Regions from separate parts of the Homo sapiens genome. Here region 1 is linked to region 2. Evidence: read pairs that join two places in POLR2A ChIA-PET (ENCODE). Cell type or tissue: CD4-positive, alpha-beta T cell. All regions are shown on one strand. Links, peaks and the distances in the headings refer to the core of each region. The heading gives the core; the rest is flanking DNA. Region 1 overlaps CD84 (CD84 molecule). Region 2 overlaps SLAMF1 (signaling lymphocytic activation molecule family member 1).

The links. ChIA-PET counts read pairs that join two places held together with the same protein. Peaks named below come from ENCODE experiments on the same cell type or tissue, not always from the same donor. Only the 100,000 strongest peaks of a DNase experiment are listed, where the experiment ranks them.
Region 1: POLR2A ChIA-PET joins it to region 2 with 5 read pairs; 7 of 35 experiments call an interaction of 5 or more read pairs at or near these places.

The regions. Positions count from the first base shown.
Region 1 is chr1:160,565,748-160,570,142 of GRCh38, reverse strand. The region is part of intron 1 of CD84 (CD84 molecule); the gene reads left to right. The region is part of intron 1 of CD84-AS1 (CD84 antisense RNA 1); the gene reads right to left. Among named protein-coding and RNA genes, the nearest start is that of CD84, 12 kb to the left of the region's middle. In CD4-positive, alpha-beta T cell, for the core only: no CTCF peak of the experiment used is centred there; a DNase peak (open chromatin) is centred at 1,832; H3K4me3 peaks cover 895 bases; H3K27ac peaks cover 3,893 bases.
Region 2 is chr1:160,627,421-160,631,815 of GRCh38, reverse strand. The region is part of intron 3 of SLAMF1 (signaling lymphocytic activation molecule family member 1); the gene reads left to right. Among named protein-coding and RNA genes, the nearest start is that of SLAMF1, 17 kb to the left of the region's middle. RefSeq lists an enhancer at 2,067-2,156. In CD4-positive, alpha-beta T cell, for the core only: no CTCF peak of the experiment used is centred there; DNase peaks (open chromatin) are centred at 1,815, 2,345, 2,845 and 3,935; H3K4me3 peaks cover 1,245 bases; H3K27ac peaks cover 4,000 bases.

The DNA.
Region 1 (4,395 bases), core at 246-4,245, 62 kb after region 2:
TATTTCTTGCCTTTCTTTGTGTTATCATCAAATCCAGCCCTTCCTTTCCATTCCCATTATCGTCCCCTGGTTCATGCCCAGAAGACTACAGTATCCCTAAATGGCCTCTCTGATGCAGCCTCTCCTTCCTGTTTTCCTCCCCACACATCATTACTACATTACAATGACTAAAACATTATTTTAATCTTCACTCGCAAAAACCTTAATAGTTCCCCTCTGCCTCTGATGGAGACCTCAAACTCAAGGCTGTCTCAAATCTAAACCTAATTTGTATCTCCAGCTGTACCTCTCCCCACTCTGATATGCAAATCTATATTCATCCAATTAACATCACAGGTTCTGCTTCTAAACTTTTGTTCAGGATCCGAGGACTTGAGACACCCCTCCTTTCCCTTTCCATCAAGTAGAATTCTATTCAGCCTTCAAAATCCTCCTCAAATTCTACTTTCTTTGAGATGTTTTTTCTAACCACTACAGCTCAGCAATCCCTCCCTTCTTAGAATTCCTACCGTAATCACTGTTTCTACCATTCACTTGAATTTATTATTCACTATCTCATATTGCAAAGGAGAATTGTGTGTGTGCGTGCGTGCGTGCGTGCGTGTGTGTGTGTGTGTGTGTGTGTATCTTATTTCCCTAACCGGGTATCAAATTCCCCCCGAAAGGCAGAGAATCTGTCTTTGCCATAGACTAGCATAGTGCATTTCATGGTAAGTCCTCAAGATGTTTTTGTGCCACAAGTTATCTCTGAAATTAGATTTTACTAAGGTCACTTCCAGTGATAACATAATGTTAGAGTCCCTTTAGCACCCAGAAAAATAAATATTGGGATTGATTGATATGGACACTCTTTCTTTTAAATCTTAAAATCTTTTAAGAGCAGAATAAAGTCTATCCAGGGTACCTGAAACTGTCCCTCCAGGCTTTACTTGAATTAGCCCTTAAAAATGGCTTTTGATATATGCTCCAGTATGGCCCCGGCATCACCAACGCCATCATAAGGGTGGCCTAGGGCAGGCCCAAAGGGCATGTACCAATTGTTGAAGTGATGATAAAGAACATACGATGAATGTTAATATATCAGTATCAACTCCAGAAATAACTAACATTTATTTTACCTTGATGATCAGCAAAGCATTTCTACTCATATTACATCATTTGCTGCTCACCAAACAGGACAAATAGCATAATTATTATTTTCATTCTATGGATGAAGAAACTGAGGTTCAGAAAGGTTTTGTGACCTGTAATCCCAGCATTTTGGGAGGCTGAGGCGGGCAGAGCATTTGAGGTCAGGAGTTCAAGATCAGCCTGGCCAACATGGTGAAACCCCGTCTCTACTAAAAATACAAAAACTAGCTAGCCGTGATGGCATGCACCTGTAATCCCAGCTACTTGGGTGGCTGAGGCAGGAGAACTGCCTGAACCCGGGAGGTGGAGGTTGCAGTGAGCCAAGATCACTCCACTGCACTCCAGCGTGGGTGACAGTGAGAGAGTGAGACTTTGTCTAAAAATAAATAAATAAATAAGAAAGGTTTTGTGACCTCGTTAAGGTTGTCCAGTTCATAAGTAGAAGTACTTGCACCTACACCTTCTGCCTCCCTATCTTTCCACTGCATGCAATGGTTTTGCAGCTGCTTCTCTCAGAGCACAGTTGGAGTGTTTGAAGGTGGCAGAATCTTCATCTTAAACATGTGCAACCCCTTTGCCTTTTCCAGCAAGCAAAGTATTCTTGCCAACAACACCAGCAGCACAAATAACAGCTTCCCCCAGCTTTGCCTACCCACCACCCCCACTGCCTGATTGCTCTTTGATACCCCACCAACACTTCCTGAATGACTTGCTACAGGAGATGAGACATACTTTTAAAACTGCACCACACACCAACCACTGTGGCTGCTCAACGGCCCTAATATTAAGAAGGTCTCAGCCTTAACAATCTACCTACATACTTCCTGGGGTTTAGTGAGAGAACCCAGCAAAATTACGAGTCTGTGGAATCTATGTTCTGTCTCTCTCCTCACACCTAATCTCAATCCACAGAGTGGTGTGGCAATTAAGCACTAGGGCCTGACTTCAAAAAAGACTTGAGACGTGGGAGATCTGAGACCAGGACTGGCTAGATAATTTGCGAGGCCCAGTGCAAAACGAAAATGGAGGGCCCCTTGTTTAAATAGTATGTAGAATTTAAAGGTGGCAACGCAGCCTTAAGTCCAGTTCAGGGTCCTTTTGAATTCAGGGTTCTGTGCAACTGCATAGATCACATGCCCATGCCTGGACCATCCAGGGATTCACGCTGGGACACTCCAAATACCCCTCTCCTAGAACCCGTCAGCCCAGAAAAACAGTTTATCTGGGAAGAATTAATGTTCTTAAATTTTGGCAAACTATGACTCTTACCACCAAAGGCAGCATTAGCCTCTTTCTGACCCGCTACCCCAATGGCTTATTTCTATTGCTTTTACCATTTAGCACTCATCGTGTTGTATTGTCTTTCACTTGTGACCACATCTGTCTTATTTTCTAGGCTGTGAGCTCCTCAGGGCTGCAACGATGTCCTGTTTATCCCTGTGTCCCTAACACAGCATCTGACACATAATTAGCAGTTAATAAATGTTTGCAGATAAGGGTTCCCAATTTCCCCCTTCCTACTCCCACTCCACATACTCCCCACCCTGTTGTATCTTCTGTACTTAGCCAACCCCCAACTAAATCCTCAGGCCTTGTCCCGGATACTGCTCCTACGGGAAAATCTCTGTTGGTCAGAAAGGAAAGAGCTTTACATCAGCTGTTCCTGGGGCTCTTTCAGTGGTTGCTGAGCTGAAGAGCAAGGGTAGCCATAGTGAGACAACACCATCAGGTTAAGAAATCGCTTTTTTTGTGCCACTTTCAAGGGACGTGTATACTTTATGATCCTTATTCTTCCGTATACCAAGCCTTGGATAAACTTTAGGGTCAACCTGAACCCACTTATGTGGAAAACTGATGTCTGGTCATCAGAGCCTACATGCAACCAGTACACACCAGAACCGCTCAACTAGTTTGTTTATGGCTAACACCCTTTCTGATTGGTCAAGGCCCACGTCATATTGGTTATTAAATACTTTGGATATCATCTATGCTTGCCCCAAACAGTGTTTCTCACTAAAGAGCCCTCATTGAGAATTATAGGATAATGAAGAAGAGGAGGAGAAAGAGCAGAAAAATAATGTCTTGAAGTTACATTGTCTCTCATTTTACAAACTATATATTAAATCAGTTTATCTTCAAAAGTGATAGAGGAGAGAAAAGGGAGGAGAAAATAAGCTTTTCATCTTCCCATGTTACATTTTAAAAGTATTCATCCTTAAGTTTTCACTAGGAAATGTTCCCTCGATTCCCAGAACAGATCAAGTCCCCTTGCTGGTCTCTCTCAAATCACCATAATGCTTACATATTTTGTGCCTATCCATTTGTTTCTATGGTTATCTGATCAACATTGGTATCTTCCTCTGATTGTAAGTCTCAAAGAGCAAGAATTATATCTGTTTCTTCTCGCCGTTGTATCCTCAGCTCCTCGTATCTTGTTTAAAAGAGTAGATGTCCAACAAACACTTACATTATAAATTAAATTAACAAATACCCACCATAGTATCTGGAGCAAAACTGATCCTGAATAAATACATGCAACCATTCACAAATGTATGAATGAATAAACGAAACTTGCTTACTTCAGAAGTTGTTCCAAGAGAGTCTAGGAAACTCATGAGTAAATTCTATCAATTAATTCCACAAATATTTATTAAGCCCCTTCTCTGTGTTAGGCACTCTTCTAGAGACTAGGAATATGGAAGTAAACAGAAAAATATCCCTAAAAATCACCAACTTAGGGAATATTTTCTCCAGAGACTCCAAAGCACTCTCTGCTTCTATCTTCCAAGAAAAGAGACAAAAGTGTTACTTGCTTTTTACAGAGATCACAGGAAAATAAAAAGCAATGACCCAAGAGTCCATCAGCCAAGATATTCCAGGTTCTTGTTCTAGCTCTTCCACCACTTGGCAATATGATCTTGGGAAAGAAGTGCACCTAATATCTTAGACTACGTGGAGGCTTATGGCCTTCACCTCTCAAATGCCTTCTAGCTTTCAGAGTCTGTAAGTCTAGGTAAAAATATTTTTAACAAAATGGATCTCTAGTGAGAAACTTAGTTTTTGAATGAGAATGCGTTAGAAAATTTAGTTGTCATAACATATTAAATACACCTAGAGTAGAATGCCAAAAAAAAAAAAAGGCATCCTCAAGAAACTGGGTGAACTGCATTTGTGGCAGCTCCTCAGGGAGCTCCAAGGCCAAAAAGATTAGGAAGTGAAAAAGCTGCAACAGTCAGATGGCTACAGTTTTCTTTTTATGTTCTC
Region 2 (4,395 bases), core at 275-4,274:
GGAGGCTAGAAGTTTGAGGTCAAGGTGTTGGCAGGTTTGGTGTCTTCTGAGGCCTCTCGCCTTAGCTTGCATATGGCTACCTTCTCACTGTGTTCTCACCTGGTCTTTCCTTCGTGTACTCACACCCTGATCTCTCTCTCTCTCTCTTTCTCTTTCCTGGTGTCTCTTTGTGTGTCCAGATTTCCTCTTCTTATAAGGACACCAGTTAGGTTAGATTAGGGGCCACCCTAATGACCTCATTTTAACTTAATAACCTTTAAAGACCTTGCCTCCAAATACGGTCATATTCTGAGGTCCTTGGGGTTAGAGCTTCAACATAGAAATTTGGGGGAGGGGAGACAAAATTCAGCCCAAAACATCTCCCTAATGACCTCAGTTTTACTCAATTAACTCTGTGAAGACGCTATGTCCAAATAAGGAAATCAACATATGAATTTGGGAAAACACAATTCAACATGTAATAAAAGTAGAGATGCCTCCTCCCCACCCTGCCAGCCTGCAGGGATAGGGGACCAGACCTTCCCTGCCTCAGAACCAGATCACACAGCTGGTTTGTGGCCTGCCCTGCGCAGTATACCAGATTGCCTAAATACTGAAAACAGAATTGTATCAGTACCTTGATTTGTGTTTGCGCATGAATAACGAATACTACCAGTTCTTAAAACACTGCACTTAGTTTGACAAAACATTTACACTCTACATTGTGCTAGGGGCCAGTACACAAAGATAAAAAAGACATGATCCTTGCCTTAAGGCAGAAGACAGCTGTATAAGTAAACAATGATCCGAGATTAGACAGTGTGACGGATGTAAAATGGAAATATATGCAAGGCAACAAACAGGAGGGAATTATTAACACTGTCTCGGGGGATTAGAGAGAGCATCCCAGAGAATGTGACATAAACTGGGTTTTAAAAATAAGTAGAAATTACCCAAGCTGATGAAAGACATTCCAGGCAGAGGGAGGAGCAGATACAGCTGGGTCTTGCTCTGTATTATCTTGTAGGTGATAGGAACTAATAAAGAGTTTTAGATAGAGGAGTGACACCATCAGTCTTGCTTTTCAAAGAGGAACTCCAGTAGTATAGAGAACAGACTGGGGCAGGGAAGTGGGGAAGAAAGAGAAACCAGTTCCTGGGGGCCATTATTGCAGTCATCCATCAAAATGATGGGACCCGAGCCAAAGCAGCAACTGTCAGTTAACAAAGACATTTTTCCTAGGGCATACAAAGGAAAACCCCAGCCTTGGGATGAAAGGGTGGGGTCCGAGGGTTTATTAGAGGTTGCTTTGCCATCTGTCATCAGGACAGTGATTTTAAGACATTTTTCATTTTCATTAATGAAAACCTCACAGCGGTTAATGGTGTGATGAGACGGAATGCAATGTGATGTGAGCACTGAATCTTGACAGGACTCACTTAAGCGAAACTGTGCAAAAACTTATATGTTCCTTGAAATCTTTTTCTTTAGGTGACATTTGTTCAGGTCATGTATTCATCCTTGTTCCAATTGCCATTTCAGTGTGTTAATGTCTATCATAATGAAGCATCTTTATTGCAAAGTCCAATTCTTAGGGTGCTATGAAGTACTCTGGCTAGGTCATGTGAAGCCAGTGGATGTGGGTCAGCTGTGGACAGTGTGTGACTTGCTGCCATCCTCGATGACTGTATTCTGAAATAGATATGGCTGTGCTAGAATGAAGGAATCTAGAAAGGAATGCCCCTGGAAGCTCATCTTGAAGAGAGGATCTTTTTCAGCAGATCAGCAAACCGCTGGCTCAGCACCTCTGAGTTAGCTCAGTGAAAGAAAAGGCTGACGCCTGCCAGTGAGCTCCGGAGGCTTCCCCTTTCTAACAAGGTCATTTCTTCAAATAGGGAGTTCCCATTGTTTCAGAGTCACTTAGATGTTCCAGGCACTAAGACAGGTCTCTCTCTAGGGTCTTCCCAATTTAGCGAGCGTAAAAACAATGGTGGAAAGGAAAAACCTGGAAACTTTGCACAGCCCAGAGCCTGGTCATGGGCCACACCCGCTATAAGGGAAGCTGAGACACATAGCTCCTAGCTGAGCAGCTACATGCCCAGAAAAGACTCGTATTACCACGAAAGCATGAGCGCAATCTCACTGGAGCTAGTAGCCTCTGCAATGCTGGGTGGGATAGGCAGGTTGTAAGTGATTTTTCTGGAAGCTGTGAACTCCGTAAAAATGTTTACTTGGATGGTCCCAGAACTTAAATTAGTATATGGTTCATGAGGATCCTTCCCCACCCCCAGTTCTGAATGGAAACTGCCACGAACAAGAATGTATCTCTTGAAGATGGCAGCCTTTGCTGACAGAACCACATGAAAGGCAGGAAGGAGATCCGGCACGCTCCCACCGTTACGCTAACGTCGCAGTATCTCCTAGGTGAACTGCATTTGTTTCTCAGATTCTTTTTAGTTTTCTTTTTCATCTTCCCTAAAAAAAATATTAATAATAAGATTTTGGGACTTGAGAAGAGAGAGAGAGAGAGAGACACGCTTCTGTGTTTCTGTGACAACACTTTCAGAGACAAGAAAAAAAACGCCCTCTGGCTTTTTCCTTGGATGTGTGACTGTCTGCCAAGTTATCACGTTTAAACCACAGACAATAGGTGGAGAGGGCCCAGGGTGGAGACTCGAGCAAAGCACTCTTCCCAAATGGCATGTGAGTTATTGACCAGCCTGCTCGGCCGCCTCTAAGAGCCTCGGGAGTAGGGGGAGTTCCAAACCTCTGGTTCAGAAATGTTCAGGTAGCATTTCTTTGTGAATGAAGGAGTCAGGAGCTTCTAGACCCCAAGACAACTTTGATTTCTCAGCATCACCATCCAGAGAGGCCTCACTACATGACTGAGCAAAGAGAAGAAGAGCTGGAGCTTCTGCCACAGGAAATGGTGGTTTGAAAATGGGAGCACAGGTGAAGCGCCGATGGCACAGACACACACTTGCCTCCTGGCTCCATCTTGTTATTGTAAAGTATAAGCCAAGTGGGTCACTTCTCCTTCCCTTTGATTCCTGCCTTGGGCCATTCAGCAGGTGACCCTGCATTCCTTCTGGTAATTTTTAAACAGAAAGCTACGTGACAGTCTTTTTCTAGATCCATTTTTGTGGACTCTCATTTAATTTAACTTAGTTCATCGAGTGCATATTGAGTGCCCTCCTGCCCTATATTGTTTCCGGTGGAATGGAGGATACAAATAAAGAATAAGGTACAGGGCCTACCTTCATGGAATTTGCAATCAAAGTGGGACTTCTACATCTTACTAGCTAGAAAAATATAATATTTAAAGAAACATATTATAATCAAGGAACTGCTACTAGAATTCCTCTTTGAAAAGGAATTGTATTTGTTTATGATAGTACCTTAATAAATGCTAGAAGGCAGGTGGAGACCCCCCAGGAATCTGGGTGTGGGTTGGATGGTTCTGTATGAGAATGGAGGAAGATGATACTTGTGCAGAAATGGGAAGAGAAAGAGAGAGTCTGAACCTGCTAGGTGGTGAAAGCTGCCTGGTTCACAATGGAATTTGCTCCCTGGGACCCTTCAATCTTCAGCAGAGAACTTAAACCCACAAAATTATTGGTGTAAGTTTTTAAAAAAAAGTTTTTTTGGTTTGTTTGTGGAAACTGATTGTATTAGTCCGCTCTCATCCTGCCAATAAAGACATACCTGAGACTGGGTGATTTATAAAGGAAAGAGGTTTAATTGGCTCATAGTTCCACATGGCTGGAGAGGCCTCACAATCATGGTTGAAGGCGAATGAGGAGCAAAATCATGTCTTACGTGGCAGCAGGCAAGAGAGTTTGTGCAGGGGAGCTCCCATTTATAAAACCATCAGATCTTGTGAGACTTATTCACTCCCATGAGAACAACATGGGGGAAACCACCCCATGATTCAATTATCTCCACCTGGCCCCACCCTTGACACATGGGGATTATTACAATTCAAGGTGAGATTTGGGTGGGGGCGTGGCCAAACCATATCACTGATGAAGTGACTAAACCTTGCACCCAAGGAAGCACAGAGTAGAGCAAGCAGAGTTATAGGAGCAAAGACTTAGAGAACCATGAGGAAATTACTCCCAGAAATTACAGAAATCATGTGCAGCTTGACCTGAACAAACTGTAATAGTAGCACTTTTTTCATACTTATCCAAATTTCTAAGAGCATGGGGTCTCTGACATTTGATTTCCATGTAAATATAATTAAAGAATAGCAACAAATGGATGAGCACCAAGTATAAAAATACTTGGGCCTACTATACAGGTAGGGAAACTAAGCCATAAGTAAAGAACAGATGGGACTGAAGCATCTCTGGACACTGGTGAAGAGACTCCTTTGGACTTAAGATCAAACTCATTTTCTTGTCTTTCCAATCA